Regions from separate parts of the Homo sapiens genome. Here region 1 is linked to region 2. The links are chromatin contacts, found by Hi-C or POLR2A ChIA-PET in ENCODE. All regions are on one chromosome and are shown on one strand. The core of a region is the stretch at or near the end of the contact, and the rest is flanking DNA. Distances in the headings are between cores, read along the strand shown. Region 1 overlaps NR6A1 (nuclear receptor subfamily 6 group A member 1). Region 2 holds the start of MIR181A2HG (MIR181A2 host gene).

Region 1 (5,980 bases), core at 2,925-5,424, 39 kb after region 2:
AGCCCACAGCAAATGCTCAATATATGTAAGCTGTTATTATTAAACTCCAACATAATCTGCTAATTTACCTCAAAAAAGCACTCATACTTCTCAGTTCAAAACAAAGAGGAAAAGCAGGTCCCTCAGCTGTGGTTTACAGGTACTAATATGCAAGCACTGCCTGTGTGGCGCAGTGCTACCTGTGAGGTTCTCCAAGCACTCCTTCCTTCTCTGAACCACAGCTTCCTCATCTGCAATAACCTCCCAGCTCCAATGTCAATGTTATGGACACCTGTGTGGGCCCTCAATCATGCAGATGGCTGGTTACTAAGGGAGAAGCCAGACACACAGACTTCAAAGAACTGAGATGGAAAAGAAGAGCCAGGAGTCAGCCAGGGAGGGCAAAGGCAACCCCACCAACTGAAAACACTGATGGCTGCACTCAACATTCATTGCTGTCGGTGGGTTTGAGTCTGAATCAACTCACTGATCAATGAATGCAAACTGCGGACCAAACAACCCAAAGGAAGCAAAAGCATGTGCAGAGAGTCGCCTGAGTGCAGCAGCTACTGCTGTGAGTGGGAGCTGCTACTATTTCCAAAACACTAGCTAAAGCTTTTCTTGTTCTCCTTGGTTCTAACATGGAGTAAGTTCTCTAAATTCCTAGTACTTTTCTCCTTTTTCAATAGTCTAGATTTAAGGAAATGATATTTTATAGGAAGAATTAAATACATATCTGGATATCACATCACATTTTAAAAATCAGTACATTCAGAATTTCTAAACAGAATCATATGCTTATTATTTAGAAATTCAAATACAAAAATATACAAAGTAAAAATTGAAAATCCCTTCAATCATCATCTGCAATCCATTTCCTCGGAGGAAAACATGTATAATTATAATAAACTTATTAAGATAATAAATATCATAACTAGAATTTATTTTATATCCTTGAAGACCTTTATCCATACATACACAGATAAATAGCTGTAATTTTGCATGTTTTGGGGGGAGAGTGGCTTAGACAAAAATAAGCTCATTTTTACCTATTGTTCTATAATCTATTTTGTTATTCAGCTATATATCATAGACTTCCACAACAGTCTTTTATGTACTCGTCATTCTTTTAAATGGCTATATAGTATGACTTAATATGAATGTTCTGGTTATTATTCAGATGTACATCAATATTCTCTTTTGACAAAAACTATGAGGCTCATTCATTCTAACCTTTGCAAACCATGTCCCTCAAACAGGAAAAACACCTAAGTGAGATAGAAGATGTACATTTTTCTTAACAAAAAATTTAAATGTAGTATCAACTCTCTAAATCCTGTAACATGAGATAAGCCACTAAATCCCATGTTAAAGAAAGAAAAACAAGGCCCTTGGTCATGAATAATTTATCATACACTTAAGTCTAAGAAGAAGCAGATTCTCATAGCAAAAGTCAAATAAGACAGTAAGAGAAGAGTCTTGTCAAATTAGCCTTGACAATTAAGCAAGCCTTAATTTGACAAGGCTTTCCTGTCAAATTAGGAAGGAGAAGTGATGGGGTAATGAGACAAGAACCAGAAAGAGAAATCAAAGCCAAAAGAAAAATCTAAAGAAAACTATGAGAGTTCAGAGAAAATATCAGGTTCAAGCCAGTGTTTCCCAAACTTCTTGTACACCAGAATCATCTAGAGTTGCTTTTAAAATGGCAAATTCCTGAGCCCTACTCTAGACGAGGTGATTTTGGGTCACTGGAAGCTGGAAGCAAAGTAAATAAAGTTCACTAGCTTAACATCGGCTTCCTGCCCCCATCCCACCACCACATTTCATGTCATCCACTTTTCAACTATTGCCCAACCTTTTGTGTCACCACCTGAAATCGCCACTATTCTGCTGAGTGCAGACAGGTAGAGTCACATTTGTGCTGCTTTTAAGTATCTCCAGACTACATAAAATTTTGCACCATGTTTGGTGGCCAAATATACATCAAATTGTGTCTGATGTTTTATGGAAATGAATGGATTTGGATTTACGCTATCTAAAAAACTAAAACCTACCCAAAGAAATTACCAAAAGGTTTTTTTGTGTGTGTTTTTCTTTCGTTTGTTTGTTTTTTTGAGACAGTCTTGCTCTGTTTCCCAGGCTGGAGTACAGTGATGCGATCTCGGCTCACTGCAACCTCTGCTTCCTGGGTTCAAGTGATTCTCGTGCCTCAGCCTCTCAAGTAGCTGGCCCGCCACCACACCCAGTCAATTTTTGTGTTTTTAGAAGAAATGTGTTTTTAGTAGAGCCATGTTGGCCAGGCTGGTCTCAGACTCCTGACCTCAAGTGATCCGCCCGCCTCGGCCGCCCAAATTGCTGGGATTATAGGCATGAGTCACCGCGCCCGGCCCGAGGGGGTCTTTATAGAAGAGTTTTTTGTGAGACTGGTAGACACACAGAAGGTACTCCACGCAGTCTTGTTTTTCAAGATGCTGTGCATTCTAGGCATTTATTTTTAACCAATTATTTCCAAAATTTCTGAAAACATTAGAAAAGAATGTCTGACACGTACTTTGAAAAATGTACACTTGAACAAGCATGCTATTTATTTACAGACTATTACATAGTCTTTAAATATGCCAATGAAACAATTATATATTTCATTAAACCAAATCCAAGTTTTCTCTTGGATAAAACTAAGTACTACAAGAAGGGAGACAATTATGTAAGTTAAAGGGTGTTTTCTGCAGATAGGCCTCAAAATAAATACCTGTAACAGAAAAATTACATGGCATGTATAGGGGACAGGAAGAGAATAGTCCAGAGACTGTATTAGGGAGTCATAAGGAATGGCACTGAAAAGGTAAAAGGACATATTACAGAAGGACTTGTGAGCAAGGCGCAAAGTCAATTAGTCCAACAGAGAGCCGTTTTAAATGCTAAACTCAGCAAGGAGACAATGAAAGCAAGACTGGGAAGAGTCACTAAGCAGATGAAGTGAGGGGAAGAAAAGAGAAAAAAGAGAACTTTCTTGCACAAGTTAGCAGGGGTAGAACTGAGTCAACAGGAATGGAATGAAAGGAAAGGTTATCTCAAAAAGGCATACTTTGGCTTTTGTTTTTCAAAATAAAAGCCTACTGGCTGACCCCCTTCCATCATCCTGTTCGGTGTATAGCCTCACAGATATTTCAAGATACTTAAAATGCATGTATTTATACTTAGAGAAAATAACATCACAAATTATACATAATGTTCTCTAGCTTTTTTTTTTTTTTTTTTTTGAGATGGAGTCTCGCTCTGTCACCCAGGCTGGAGTGCAGTGGTGTGATCTCGGCTCACTGCAACCTCTGCCTCCTGGGTTCAACTGATCCTCTCACCTCAGCCTCCAAAGTAGCTGGAACAACAGGCACTCACCACCACGCCTGGCTAATTTTTGTATTTCTAGTAGAGATGTGGTTTTGACATGTTGGCCAAGCTGTCTCGAATTCCTGACCTCAAGTGATCCGCCCACCTCAGCCTCCCAAGTAGCTGGGACCACAGGCACGTACCACCATGCCTGGATAATTTTTTGTATTTTTAGTAGAGACAGGATTTTGCCATGTGGCCCAGGCTGGTCTCAAACTCCTGACCTCAAGTGATCCACCCGCCTCAGCCTCCCAAAGTGTTGGGATTATAGGCGTGAGCCACCGCACCCGGCCTGAAATCTTTCTTCACTTAAAATATTGTGGCCATCTTTCCATATCGATATATCAGAACCACCTTCCAAAGAACTGGCTCAAACAGAAAAGAAAGCAAAGAGTCAAGAATGATGCCAAACTTTCCTGACTAGATTAGGAGCCTGGAGTGTACTAAGAAAGAAATGGGCAATTTCACAATGGAAGAAAGAGGATTCCACTTTTGGAACAGATATCAGAACAAGGAATGCACATTTATGATTCATAAGCATGGATCTGAGAAAGAATGATCTAAGTGCAGAAAGAAAAAGGTAACAAATACTTATTGGACACCTAGTGTATACCTGGACTGCAACAGGAGCCAGGAGACATGGAAGAAACAAAAGTATATAACGTAAAAGGCAGAACTAATTCTAACGAACAAATAGCTAATTGCAAGTGTGAAGAGCTCTGCAGAAGATAAAAGTAAGGTACTATGAGAGCAAATAATAGGAGGGACCAATCCAGTCTTGGTGGTAAGAAGGGTCAGGGAACTTCCTTGAGGAAGTGATGTATAAGTAAAGACTTCAAGGGTATGTGTAACTACCTTGGTGAAATAGAGTAAGCATTCCAAGCATAGAGAATGGATGGTATGTTGTGTAGGCCAAAGAAGCAGTGTTTTTACAAAACAGAAATTGTGACTAAAGCACATAAAAAGATGGTGAAAAAGTCATGAGACAAGGCCAGAAAAGAAGGTAGGATTTAAAAAAAAAAAAAACAGATTACTAATAGTTTTGGAAAGAACAATTTTGGCGTTCTAGTCATTGTGGAAATAGATTTCTGGAAAGGTAGTGATGAAGAGCTTGGGCTAAATGAGGGTAAAAATCTCAGCTGTTACTTAGCAACTATATGAACTTGAGCAAATTACTTAACCTTTAAATCTGTGTCATCTGTAAATAGGAGATACAACAATAGTATTTGCTTCACAGGGCTGCTTGAAGATTAAGAATACATGTAAAGAATTTCACACAAGATCTGACACACAAAATATTAAGATCTTAGTGTATGTGCATGTGTTGTGTGTGTGTTTTGTAAGCGCTGCCAAGCATGACTGGCTGATAGGAGACAAAAAGCAGACAGGAAGTTCAAACAGACTAGAAGCAAAGACGTTAACAACTGTGATCTCAAAGTTGTAGAATTATAGGTAATTTTTATGTTTATTATTTATACTCTTATAGATCTTCCAAGTATTTACCAATAAGCATAAACTATTTCAACAATTAAGAAAAAGTTAATTTTAAATCATGTCTTTCTACTCTGGTTTCTCTTCAGATCATATAAATCTTTCGCCTTTTAAATCATGTATTAAAAAAAAAGAAAAAGGAAAAACAAAGATTTCTTTTAGATGCAGAATCTACCTACATTCGGCTGAAAATCAGATGGAAGAATCCACAGAGGAAAGGAAGGAAAGGCGAACTGTCCTGTGGAAAGCACAGCTGCAGGGATAGTAGAAAGTAACAGGCTCTCGATCCGTGGGAGGTGGTCACTTTGGAGGACAGATAAGTCATCCTCAGAGAACGAACACAATGAAGGAAATTCCAGCCTATTCATGTTCTCCTCTCAGGCTGTACCTCAACAAGATCCAACTGGACTTTGTGATCTCATAACCTGTCAAGGGGCCTGGCATGGAGTAGATAATAAATGTTTTTTTTAATCAAATGAATTTTTAACTTTTTTTATCAAACGAATTTTCTTGTAATTTCTAGCACAATTATATTTATAACTTAGGAAGTAATCTTCTCCTTGAACCAAGCACAGGATACCTTCAGCTATCTATCTGTCCCACACATTGCAGTTTCAGCCTATATATAATTTTAATAGCTACCAAATATCAGGATAAAATTATCCTGGCTATACTTGCCACAGAACCCATGAACTTACACTGTAGCCCAACTTCCCTTCCTGTTCTTCAGACTAAATCTACTGAAAAACACACAACCAATCAAAATCGTATGCCCTTTTCTCTCCTCTTCCCAGTAAGTAGTTGGGGCAAAAAACGGTAGGTATAGAAGAAATCGCTTGAAATACAAGAGTCAGAAAATCTGAATTTAAGTTCAGCTAAGTTCAGCTCTGCCCTGATTATGTATTCGTGGTCAAGCCAGTCACCCTGTTTAAGTCTTACTTCTCTGTAAAAGGACGACTAAATATACCCTCTCCATCTCAGATGTGAAAAAGCGCTCTGCAAACAGCACAAGGTATAGGCCAAAGTATCCTAGTCTCTGATGGTGCTGCTCCACAGGTACAGACAAGTAGTTCAGACAAGATCCTCTCACTACCCAAACTCTTGCCTACTTGTCAACCAGCAGTAT
Region 2 (6,457 bases), core at 3,174-5,673:
CTACCCAGGCAACAGTGATGTATGAAAATGCTGGAAGAAGCTCTCGTTGAACAAACCCTCTCTGTTGTGGAAAGGGCAATGAAACCAATGTTAGCCCCAAAATGGTTATAAAAGAAATATGATTCTTCTAGGACACTCAAAGGTGGCCACTGACATGTGAGAACCTTGGCAAGATTCTCAGCTTGGGAGGAACCCCAGTTAAAGATAGTGTCAAGGGGGCCTCAGAGGACTAAACATAGACAAGAACTGCACACAAGGACTTCTTCGGCCTGCAGAACAAGTTACCATTCTGCTTAAAACCTTCCAATGTCCTACTATTTGGGGGGAAAAAAACAAATTTGGGAAAAAATACACTTGGAAAAAACCCAAATTTCTTACTATAGCTTACAAGGTCCTATGTGATAGGGCCCCATCCCACCTCTCCAACATCACCCCTACTTGCATTCACTCCATTTTAGCCATACTACCCTTTTGGCTCCTCAAGCACACTAAGCTCAATCCCACATGAGAGCTCTTGCATTTCTTGTTGCCACTACCCAGTTCATTCTTCTGGCTCTTTGTAGGCTGAGGTTCTTCATGTCATGACTTGGCTCTCAGCTTGCATACTTTGGTTCCTCAGAGAGGCATAGCCCGATACTTCCTCATTCAAGATGTCTCCCAATCCACCACATCCCACCAGTCAGTCATTCTCCATCACCACACTACCCTATTTTCTTCACAGTGTAGCTTCATGTTTCACTTCATAGTACTTTGAGAATTCATTTTTCTGTCTCCCCATTAGAATGTAAGCTCCATAAAAACCTTTGTTTTGTTCCTGATACCTAGATACTGGTTGCTTTTATACATACATTTTTTTTTTTTGTACACACACACACACACACACACACACACACACACACACCTGCCAAACAAACAGAATAAAGAAAACTGATGCATCCATTCCAGGGCCACATCATGTATGTTAGAATTTAACTGCACTTTCAAAATAACATGTGAAAGAGGATTTACCCACAGAAGAGCCTTTGCCAACTGAGTTCAGCAATTAGTTGTTCAGCTAAAGTCCCTATAAAAGGTCCAAGTAACTAACGAGCCAAGCTTTCCTCTGAGCATCCATTCATGAGCCATATCAGAAGGGTATAGTTCCTAATGCCCAATGAAAGAGTATTTAATTTGGAGCCGATGCCTGAGCTAAATTTCATGTTTCCAAACCCACTGATCATCAACTGACTATGAAGTCTGCCTCTAACATAATGGCTCTTGAGTCAAGCGAGAACAAGCAATTTGAACAAAGGTTCAAATCCCAGTTATACATTTTACATCTCTGAGGCCTTTGACAAGTTCCCTCATCTATTAAATGAAGATAACAATATGTATCTGAAAGGACTGTTTTGAAGATTAAATTAGCTAAATGTATTCAAAACATCTGGCACATAAAAACCCAATACAAATTATTATTTACTAATTCACATTTTTTCCAACTAATATTTATTGATATCTACTTCATAATAGGCCCTGTGCCTATACAGAGGCACAAGGCACAACTCAAGAGAAACTGGCCATCGTCCCAGCCCAGGAAGGGCTCACAGTGTAACAGGAAAGATGAACCCATAAATCTTAAGTATAACAGAATTACTAGGAATATAGTATGTATTAGGTGTCATCCAGGAAGGCTGGAAAGAATCTTCCCTTCTCTAGCAAACCTGATGTTAGGGACTAGCTGGTCTCTAGAGTTAAAAGGCCCATCAAAACCCTTACAACTTATAAAGTGAAAAGAGCTTCTGAGATGGGTCAGAACAGCTCTGTAAAGAAGCCCTCACATGATTTTAAGAATAGTCAAGAAAAACTGTCTTGATAGCAAAAAAGTGGAAGCTACTTAAGTGTCCATTGACAGATGAATGGATAAACAAAATGTGGTTGCTACAGTTTGGATGTAATTTGTTTGCTCCCCCCTCATTGAGTCTCATGCTGAAATCTAACCCCTTATGTTGGTGGTGGGGCCTGGTGGGAGGTGTCTGGGTCATGAAGGCAGATCCCTCATGAATGTCTTGGTGCCATTCTTGCAGTAGTCAGTGAGTGCTGGCTCTATAACTCCCTGCAAAAGCTGATGGTTTTAAAGTAGTCTGGCACCTCCTTCTTCTCTCTCTTGCCTCCTCCTCTCCTACCATGTGATCTCTGCACACACCAGCTCCCTTTCACCTTGTGCCATGAATGGAGGCAGCTTGAGGCCCTCACCAGAAGCTGGTGCCATGCTTCTTGTACAGCTTGCAGAACCATGAGCCAAATAAACCTCTTTTCTTTATAAATTACCCAGCCTCAGGTATTCCTTTACAGCAACACTAAAGGGACTAAGACAGTAGTATACACATGCAATGGTATATTATTCAGCCTTAAAACGTAAGGAAATTCTGACATGCGACAACATGCATGAACCTTGAGGACACCATGCTAAGTGAAATAAGCCTGTCAAAAGGGAACACATCTTGTATTATTCCACTTATATGAGGTATCTAGAGTAGTCAAAAAGCAAACAGACAGAGGCTAGGCACGGTGGGCTCATGCCTGTAATTCTAGGATTTTGGGAGGCCAAGGTGGGTGGATCACTTGAGATCACGAGTTCGAGACCAGCCTGGCCAACATGGTGAAACCCCGTGTCTACTAAAAATACAAAAACTAGCCAGGCGTGGTGGTGGGCACCTGTAGTCCCAGCTACTCAGGAGGCTGAGGAAGGAGAATTGCTTGAACCCAGGAGGCGGAAGTTGCAGTGAGCCAAGACAGTGCCATTGCATCCCAGCTTGGGCAACAAGAGTAAAATTCCGTCTCCAAAAACAAAAAACAAAAAATCAAAGAGAAAGTAGAATGATGGTTGTCCCCAGGGCCTGGGGGAGGGAAGAATGGCAAGTTAGTGTTTAACAGGTAGGTAGAGAATTTCAGTTTTGCAAGAGGAGAAGAGTTCTGTGGTGGATGGATGGTGGTGAAGGCTGCAAAACAACGTGAATGCACTTAACACCACAGAACTATACACTTAAAAATTATTACAACAGTCAATTTTATGTTACATATACCTTACCACAACTTAGAAAAAAAAAAGATTGTCTTGTGGCTTACAAAAAGCAAGAGAGTGCTCATCTCCTCTTCTTTCGAACATTCTTATATCTAATAGTGCATCAAAACAGCTTTTCTCGGGTTAAGACAAGAGAATAATTCTGGGGTAGTCCTCATATGGAAGGTGCTGCATAATATAGTCAACATCTAAAAAATTCCAAGTACAAACATCCAAACCCAAAATTTACAGCAAAAGAGACAGATGGAATTATTTCAACAACTGTGAGAAAGGCAAGAAATAAACAGAACTATTGGTATGTTTAAGTATCAATTTAGGACTCTATAAGCTAATTTCTAAAGAGACAAGAAAGTCCACGGAAAAAAATGATTGGTCCATGTAGAGTAGATTTCATATATCAGAGTCAAGGTCTCACAAAACAACTTTACTGTTTTGAAACTTTAAAGAAGTGTCAACTTGCATTAAATAAACAAAGCAACTGCCATGTACTAAACAAAAATGTCACAAATGACAGTCCTGTATAATGACCTGGTTTCCCAGTGGCTCAGAAAGATGGAAAATAAACCCCAAGGACCCTAGTTCAGACAGACTGAAGAGAGCAGACCGTGGCTGTCTTGCATGATTAAAGGCTATGTCACAGCTCAGTAGGGTCCATGCTTTCATAGCTTCCCCCCCCCAGCAACCCCTAATGTGACTAGGACTGGGACAAGAGTGACAGTCTCACAAAGGGGATAAAAAGACATAAAGCTTCTTCCTCATACATCCAAACACTCCAGAATCTAAAACTTCACTTCTCTGTTGTCCATCTATCCAATTTTCATTAAGAGCAATTTATATCATATAGAGGCTTCAAAGTCAAATATGCCACTTTTATTTTTACCTTATCAAACCTATAAAATCAAGACCAAGGGTTGGTCTGGATATGAAGCTTGGTTAGGATCACAATAAATTTTCAAATCAAATAATTGGTTTCAGTTAGAGCCAAGTTTATCAACAATAGGGTGATTTAGGATTCAGGAAAAATCGGCTGCCTATTTGTATTTCAGAAAGACTAGTATTTCTTCTGACACAAGTAGAGAGGTGTAAGCAACCTCTGGGTGGGTAATGCCACCAAACAAAAGCAACACCTTCAAAGTCTCTCAGTGACTAGAGGCAGCCAGACACTCAAACTGCCAGTCCTGAATTACGGCCTCTGAATGGTGAGGGCTTCACATTTCACCGATCAGGGCACAGCCCAATCAGAAGACAAACCCCTGCACTGCCAGGGACCAGCAAATCCGCTTTCTTCCAGTGTGCACATGACTAAATGTGCTTCTGTCCATCATCTGGGTCATATATAGTTCAATGCGAGCTGAGCAGACAGGGCTGCAAGGAAATCTGGCGCGGTTCAATACCTCGTCTAGCCTGGGTTCCAGTATCTAATTTTTTTTTTGTTTTAACTGACAAACTCATTTCTCTACTGGGACAGGATGCTGTGCTGGCTGGAAGTTCCATTTCTACAGCAAGAATCCTATCTGGAAACACAGAAGTTGTCCTCTAGCCACAGCAGCTCGAACTTTTTTGATTGTCGTTGCTGCTTTCTCCCATCACCCCCATCCCCTTTTGACAAAGATCCAACTGTAAAAAGTCTTACGTAACAGTTCAGGACTACTTCGGTTCTTTTACTGGGTAAGCACTTTCAATTTTTTTTTTTTAACTAAAAGCCATTTTAAAATTGAATCTGTTGAGGGGCTTGACTAAAATCTTTTAAGTAATTTGTGTAATGGAATACTGTCAGTGGATTTTTTCGTCTCATTTCTGCACGTGCTCCTTTGTTCTCAGAACAGAAGCTTTTTATACACATCCCATAACGCAGCTGGAGAGAGTTATGAAGTCAGTTATTATAAGGAACACAAAGGTTGCTTTCCATTCTTTGCCTTTAGATAATTAATTTTTTTGTTTTCTTAAAATGGAGTATTTAAAGAAGGAAGAAATTCACAAGAAATAAACTGTTGGAGAATTTAGAAAAGTTTGAAGTTTTTACCACCTTTTCTATCTCTAGTTTTGTGTGGCCAAACACTTGTGCCGCCTGGGGCGGTGGGGGTAGAGGCAAGCATAGACAGAGAGGAACTAAGCCAGACATGGACAAAGGCACGAGCCAAAACCAGACAGTCCTGGCCGTTCGATAGGCCAGCAGTGGGTGAGACAGGTCAGCCAGCTGCAGGGGCGGGAGCGGGGGGGCGGGTAGGGACATGGATGTGTGAGGTGCTCATGCGTGCGATCGTGACTAGATTCTGAAACTGCCAGCCATTTTCCCAGCTCCGCTTTGTGCAATCTAAAGGAATGCATCCCCTCTGAAGCAGTCTTGCCAGAGCCTAGTGAGGGAGAGAAGTATGGTAAATACCACAACATATGGAATCAGAAAATACCGGGAACTGGAGTGGGCAAGGGGGAATGCAGAGGGTGTGGAAATTTTTTAGTGATCTGGAATGTGTTGAGTGACAGGAAGTGCCCCAAGCTTCTCCCCCACCAACTCTTCTCAGTCGCGCCTGCTTTTGTCTAACTCTTGTAATCTACACACTACTGCTTACAAAGCTGTCTGAGTTTAAGACAAAAAGAAACCTAAAAGTCTCCTTACTTCATAGTACCTGTGATATGGAAGGAATGTAAAAGCATGACCCTTTAAGCCTATGGACATTTTTTCAGGTATACAGGAGAAAGATAAAATAATTTTCCACAGAAAAATGAGAATTATGAATTATATAGTTCAGGTTCCAAATCTAATTTTTAAAAGAATTCTGATTCTGCTACACTTTACAAATGCTTAGGTTGGTTCCTAATTTGAAGCAGACTTGTTTTATTTGGTTAATGCATTGCATTTGAACTTGTTTCTATTTTCTTTGCATAAATTTGGACTTTGGGAGAAAAATGCAAAGTAATAAGTAGAATGCACTTGGGGGAAAAAAGGAGGATTTTTCCCTTCATGGGTTGGAAAGTATTTTAAAGGGTTGTTTTCTTGAAAAAACAAGCTCTCTCTTACTTTCTGCATCTATGCTATAAAGATAACTATGCTATAATAAATGTAAGGTAGAAAACTTTAAAGAGAAAATAACAGTGTTCTAAGTGAAAAGCTACTTAGCATTTTCCCAAACTTACACATTATCAACAGAAACACTAAAAATTAAGAGAAAAGCAGCCAACTAATTAAATAGCTAGCCTTATTTTGGGGGTATGGGATAGAAAATTAAGTGTGAATAAAATGATACTTGGGAATGTTTCTCCCTCGTACCACAAAGGATGTTAGTGGTCAGCCTACGAGTTAATCCTTCCTAGCATGGCTCTGAGCCTTCATGCCGAGCAGACGTTATTCACATGACGATTCGAAAAGTCCATTCATATATCTCGCTACCTGGATTT

Evidence for each region. Hi-C counts contacts between places; a loop is a spot of excess contacts on that map. ChIA-PET counts read pairs that join two places held with the same protein, here RNA polymerase II (POLR2A). Pooled maps may share reads with other maps.
Region 1: a map of PC-9 shows a loop between it and region 2 (8-fold over the local background). The contact joins the enhancer-like site here to the promoter of MIR181A2HG in region 2. A Hi-C loop is called at or near these places in 13 of 168 maps with a recorded cell type or tissue (Caco-2, Calu3, DLD1 and 9 more) and 3 of 50 pooled maps. POLR2A ChIA-PET finds 5 or more read pairs at or near these places in 23 of 52 experiments (A549, A673, AG04449 and 20 more).

The regions. Positions count from the first base shown.
Region 1 is chr9:124,693,302-124,699,281 of GRCh38, forward strand. The region is part of intron 2 of NR6A1 (nuclear receptor subfamily 6 group A member 1); the gene reads right to left. MIR181A2HG (MIR181A2 host gene) reads left to right here. Exons shown (of 2, transcript NR_038975.1): 2 at 5,017-5,327. MIR181B2 (microRNA 181b-2) reads left to right here and starts at 409; the gene lies at 409-497. RefSeq lists an enhancer at 1,721-2,266. Within about 2 kb of position 4,175, at least 5 of the 41 ENCODE cell types and tissues checked have a DNase peak (open chromatin) inside an H3K27ac peak, as active enhancers do; they include IMR-90, PC-9, endothelial cell of umbilical vein and 1 more, where a contact is called at or near this core.
Region 2 is chr9:124,654,013-124,660,469 of GRCh38, forward strand. MIR181A2HG (MIR181A2 host gene) reads left to right here and starts at 4,424. Exons shown (of 2, transcript NR_038975.1): 1 at 4,424-4,729. All of the region lies in intron 2 of NR6A1 (nuclear receptor subfamily 6 group A member 1), which reads right to left. RefSeq lists enhancers at 4,471-4,590, 5,412-5,461.